Linked DNA regions of Homo sapiens: region 1 is linked to region 2. A link is a loop called in an ENCODE intact Hi-C map of the cell type or tissue named here. Cell type or tissue: MCF 10A. All regions are shown on one strand. Each heading gives the region's core, and the rest is flanking DNA. Links, peaks and the distances in the headings are about the cores only. Region 1 has its middle 75 kb from the start of LINC02406. Region 2 has its middle 99 kb from the start of CPNE8-AS1.

Evidence for each region. Hi-C counts contacts between places; a loop is a spot of excess contacts. Peaks named below come from ENCODE experiments on the same cell type or tissue, not always from the same donor. Only the 100,000 strongest peaks of a DNase experiment are listed, where the experiment ranks them.
Region 1: a loop joins it to region 2, with 5 times the contacts of the local background. A loop is called at or near these places in 2 of 110 quality-filtered maps.

Annotation. Positions count from the first base shown.
Region 1 is chr12:39,069,488-39,072,414 of GRCh38, reverse strand. No RefSeq gene overlaps it. Among named protein-coding and RNA genes, the nearest start is that of LINC02406, 75 kb to the left of the region's middle. In MCF 10A, for the core only: no CTCF peak of the experiment used is centred there; DNase peaks (open chromatin) are centred at 604 and 1,434.
Region 2 is chr12:39,003,469-39,006,395 of GRCh38, reverse strand. No RefSeq gene overlaps it. Among named protein-coding and RNA genes, the nearest start is that of CPNE8-AS1, 99 kb to the right of the region's middle. In MCF 10A, for the core only: no CTCF peak of the experiment used is centred there; no DNase peak of the experiment used is centred there.

The DNA.
Region 1 (2,927 bases), core at 102-2,601, 66 kb before region 2:
TTTTTTGAAGGTCTGGTATCTGTTAGCTTTGAGAAAGCATGTATAGACATTTTGGCAGTATTATTATTGGAAGCCTGATAACTGGTATCCACTCCGTAAATGAAGGAAGGCATAGCAAATAGGAAAGAAATAATTATGTTGACTTTTGTGAAATCCATTTGGTAATATTTAGAAGATGATAATGAGTAGACAACTAAGATTGAGGAACCATAAAATATGTGCATGCTGAGAATATTACAAGTGACTAAATAATAAATGTTAGTGCTGCATTTTTAAGGGACAGGTTTTTGTTTTACTCAGGCTGACAAATTTATAGTACTTGTTTTGTATCCACCAGCTATTCCACTTGCAATCTAAGTATTTTGAGAGATACTTTTTTTTTTTTAAGTTCTACAAGTGTCTTGATTGTAATACGTTTTCAGGTTATCTTTTCATTTACCCTGCCCTGCTTTCCTTCTTGGTTCAATTTTAGTCCAGCCAGTTAGTTCAAGTTCATGCTCAGCATCTGTAGCTGCCCAATTACGTAAGGACTGTCACCCTGATCCTGGAGTTTCCCAAGACAGATGTTTGGCCAGGAATTGCCGCTGGTCTCCATCTAAAATGCCAGGCATCCCATGGTGTTTTGAGAAAATTGACTCATGCTCTGTGGCAGCGTCCTCTGAACAAACTGAATGTTATCCAGAGTCAGGAGCAAATGAAGTTTCCTGTACCAACTGTGGATGTCACTGGTGTGTTGCTGACAGTAAGGTTCCATGTTGCTTCTTTTTCTTTTTTTCTTTTTTTTATTTTTATTTATTTATTTATTTTTTATTTTTTTTAAATTTTATTATTATTATACTTTAAGTTTTAAGGTACATGTGCACAACGTGCAGGTTTGTTACATATGTATACATGTGCCATGTTGGTGTGCTGCACCCATTAACTCGTCATTTAGCATTAGGAAACAAGAGGCTGCTTGTGCCATGCGGTTTCCCATTCAGAAACGCATTGATTGCCACCCTCAACCAGGAACCTCTCAAGAAAGCTGTGAAGCTAGAGGCTGCTTCCAGTGTTCCACAACCACTACCGACATTCCTTGGTGGTTTTACCCAGCAGATGGTTCATATGGCTACACCATAAATGATCAACCTGAAAAGACAGATCCAGGATGGAGGTATATATTTTCAAGAACTTTTAATAAGCATTTCTCTCATCTAAAATTTCTGATCTATGCTCGTGGGTTTATTTGGTTCAGGATGACCTGTCATCCTCAGACATTACATTCTAGTTATGTTTGCCATAGCCTGGGAACGCAGAGCCTTCATGGTGAATGAAAAAGCCAAAAATGCATGGCTTTTTGCTTCCTAATCATTGTCAACTCAATTGTTGAAGAGGAGGTTACACTTTTTCTTCTTTCTCAATCAGTTGTGTGGGCCCTGCCAAATAGCCAGAAAGACTCATTATTTTGTGTAGAGAGATGACTCATTGCATACAAGTTGGGCTAAGGTAAACTTCTTGTCGTTTATGGTATCATGTAAACCTTTTGAAAAAAAGCTTTCTCTTTTTGCATATTTTTGTGAAGCATCAGACAGCATTTAATTTTCAGTGAAATGACATAAAAACCTAAGAATGGAAAAGTACCCTTAACAGCAACTATTTTATAACATCTGAAATCATACTCTAAAGTAACCAGAGTACTTATTCTAATCAATAAGTACAAAAATAACTCAATTACAAATATTGTGTTTAACTTCTATAAGAAAAAAGATACTCATTTTTTGTTAAGATTCTCAAGAGAAAAGCCAGATTTAATGTCGAATGCCACTTAAAACATTTGTCCAAGCACTGATATTTGGAGACTAGATTCTCGATTTTGATATGTTGGATATTTTTCTGGGAAATGTATGGAATGTATAAAATTGTGGCATTTACTTAGTTGGAGCTGAGCAGAGTGTTCTGAAAGCTAACTTCAATTTCTGTTTGGAATCTATGAGCTATTTTCTCTTTACATTGCATGACCAGGGCTTGAGAAATGTGTCAAAATCTGTTTATAATTACATTTCTTACTGGGCAGTAACGTAAAATTGAATGATGATGCTTAGGAGAAGGGATTTGGAGGACCATCCTCTTTAAGGACAAAGGCAAAAAATGACTATAGAGACACAAGCAAGAAGCAGAAGAGTAAAATCTGGGCTGAGAGGAGCTGATTTATAATAGGAAAGAACAGGGTAGTCTCAGAAATACAATGAATTCCAAATTGAAAGAAGAAAAGAAAAATATCATTACATTTCATTTTTATTGCTCCTGGACCTTGAAAGTCCTCTGCTTTGAGGAAACCAGCCTATTTTACAGACTTGAAAATAGAACTTGATTGAGCTAACTTATATTATATGCTATTTTCTGTTATTCTAAATTTGCCATTGGTTTGAGTTTTTACAGATTTTAGCAGAGATCATTATGGGAAACATTTTGAATACTGATTAAAATTTGAAGTTAAAAGAAAGATTTCAGGAAAAGTAAGAGCAGTGAACCATAAAACTGAATAAAATAAATAAATATCAGATAAATTAAATCATTAACAAATTAAATTCTGACTGGGAACAGAGGTTAAATGGAACAGAATTGCCTAAGAGGTAGAAGGACTTCGAGCAATTCACAAAGACAGATTGTTAGCGTCTTCCTAGTCTGGGCTGCCTCTGGCTTATTTGTAATGCATACCTAGACTGGCACTTAATTCTGGGCCTGGGAGAGCTCATTATGTCCCAATTTTACCATTGGATCATTTTGCTTACTGATTTTAGACAGCTCCCAAATCGTAATGGATTCTTTGTGAATCAGGTCTTTGGAAAGAATCTTCCAGAGCAAAACAATATGAGGAGCTTTGCCACACTAGACTAAAACTTGTGGCCCTCACTAAGAATTTACCTGAGGAAATGGGCCTCTGTCCT
Region 2 (2,927 bases), core at 173-2,672:
TTACATCAGTAGGAATACTTAGAACTCTTGCAGGTTAATCATGCAGGTTAGTTTTCTGTTTCTGCCATAACAAATTTACCACAAATGTAGTCGCTGAAAAACAGCATGAATTTATTATTATCATACAGTTGTGTAAGTTAGGAATCTGACATGAGGCTCACTGGATGAAAATCAAGGTACTGGCAGAACTGCCTTTCTTTCTGGAAGCTCTGGGGGAGAAACCCTTTACTCTCCTTTCCAGCTCCCACACTCCTTGGCTCATGGCCCCTTTCCTTGACTTCAAAGTCAGCAATGTTTTTTGTATCTCTCTCTGACCTTCTTTCAGCTTCACATCTTTCTGAACATAACTGGGAAAGGTTTCATTCTTTTAAGGATTCATGTTTTTGGATTGCACCCACCTGGATAATCCAGGATATTCTTCCTATCTCAGAGGTCTTAATTTTTTTTTAAAAAAAATTGACACATAATAATTGTACATATTTATAGGGTATAAAGTGATGTTTCAGTACCTACAATGCATAATGATTAGATCAGCATAATTAGCATATCCATCATCTCAAACATGTATCATTTCTTTGTGTTGGAAACATTCAATATGCTCTTCCAGGTGTTTGAAAATGTATAATATATTATTGTTAACTCTAGTCATCCTACAGTGCTATGAAATGCTAGAATCCATTCATCCTATCTAGCTGTAATTTTGTGTCCTTTAACAAATCTCTCCCTATCCCCTATCTCCTCCTACTCTTCTCAGCCTCTAGTAACCTCTGTTTTACTTTTTACTTCTGTGAGATCAACCTTCTCTTAGCTTTAGCATGTGAGTGAGAGCATGTAGTGTTTATCAAAGTTCTTAATCTTTATCTCATCAGCAAAATTCCTTTTGCCATAGAAAGTAACATTCACAGGTTCCAAGGATTGGACATGAACAATTTTGAGAACTATTGTTCTGCATACCACACCATGACCACAAAGCTTTATTACTATCTAGTCTTCTTTTGCTTAATTTTGACTCAGTAGACTTTATTCTTACTTTGGTTCCAAATTGTGCACAAACCTTTTCTCAACCAGTTTACCACATTTTTTGGATTCGATAATGTTTACCAAATTTCTCCTCAATCTTTTCCTACTAAGTCTGATCACTTCATCACTCGTTAAACTCTGTGGATTTCATAAGACTCCATTCTAATCTAAATCATGGCTATATGGGAAGTATTGCATTACTTTATTTCCTTTAAAACAAATCAAATCTGTTAGCCCCTATCTCAGGTGTAAAAACCTTTCTCAGTTGCTACTGCAGTACTCCTCTTTCTACTCTCAGTGTCATGCCAAGATTGTTTCAGGCAGAGAAAAGCTATTTGAGAAAGGTGTTTGAGTCTTTGTTTCTGTGGAGATGGAAGCCCAATTGTTCAAACCCAAAGTCTGCCAAAATTCTTGTCCTTCTATTATTTCTTTTAGTGCATGTGGGACATCTTTGTAGGGCTCAGGAACCTTGTAGTCTACAGATACAGATAGTCTCCTGAGGTGCTCTACATATTCATTTTCCTTTAAATGTCCTTTCTTTTCTCTAGGGTATTGGGAGTGTAGACTCAAGGCTGAGCACCAAATCTCTATCTCCTCCTAATGCCTTAAAGCTAATACCCCCTACTCTAGCCTTGGTGAATTTGCCTCTTTTCCCTCGTGGCCTTCATATGCAAGCCCCTTTGTCTTGTACCCCCTCACATAATTTCCTTAAAAAGATTAGATTTCTGGAGGTAAAACCTGGAGATAAATTAGTCTGCTGAGACCTACTGCTTTTCAGAGAGCCTTCACAAACATCTGTTGAAATAAAGGGGACATCCTGAAACATCTTGAAACAATGGGGAGAAAAAGTACTGCTAAAATGAAACACAAGTTAATAATTTCATAAACCATTTCTTCATGCTACAGTTTACTTGCTAGTACAGATTTATGTCACTCCAGGACTGATCTTATTAGTTCTCTAGCTAGATGTGCACAGCAGCTTCCCTCCAAGTTGCAATAAGTGCCTCGAGGTTAGACTTCATAATTTTAGGATAAACAAATAAATAGAATCCTAGTAGGCAGGTTGAGACTATACTTAAAAGGTCTACATTGTACAGACTGTGTAAATTAGGAAATATTTGTATTTCATATAATTCATATTCATATTTATATTTAATATAAATATAAGTAATGTTTATTAATAATATAATAAACTATAAAGTAGTAATATGAAAATATATATTATTTATACTAATTATTTCATTTAATTCTCACAACATACCACTGAAGTAAGAATTGCTAGAACCATTTTCCAGATGAAGAAACTGAGGCTCGTGAAGTACCTTACTCAAGGTCACAGTGTTAGTAAATGACTGTGCCAGGACTTAAGCTCTATGAAGATCTGGGCTTTTACCACCAGGCTGTGCTGCTCATAGCGCAGTGTACTAACCAGTGGACTTCAATCTGGAGGTCCAAGCTGAGTAGAACTGTCACATAAGTAGGAGTTTAGATTTAAAGCTGACACTCAAAATTGAACTTTCATCTTTGGAGTTTGTTTGACAGAATTCAACACCAGCAGGCAGAGAGGTACACACACGCCAGTCTTGTGTTTGTCTGTAATCTGTAGTCAGTTTGAAAACCTCTCAAACTCATTGTCATTTTATTTTATTCAAATAATGTGGAAGATTATAAAGCAGGACAAAAAGGCAAATCCTTTTCATGCTTCCCTTTGCATTACAGTGACTATTGTTAATATTCTATACAGCCTAAGGCATGGGGAAAAATAATTTTCCAATCAAAGGCAAAGTTTTCTCTAAACTTAAATAAAATGATAAAAGTTGCTACATTTAAAAATAACTTTCTTTTTACAAGGACCTTGAAGAATATATTCTTACAGAGTATATCTTTTAATAGTTTTTCTGAATTAT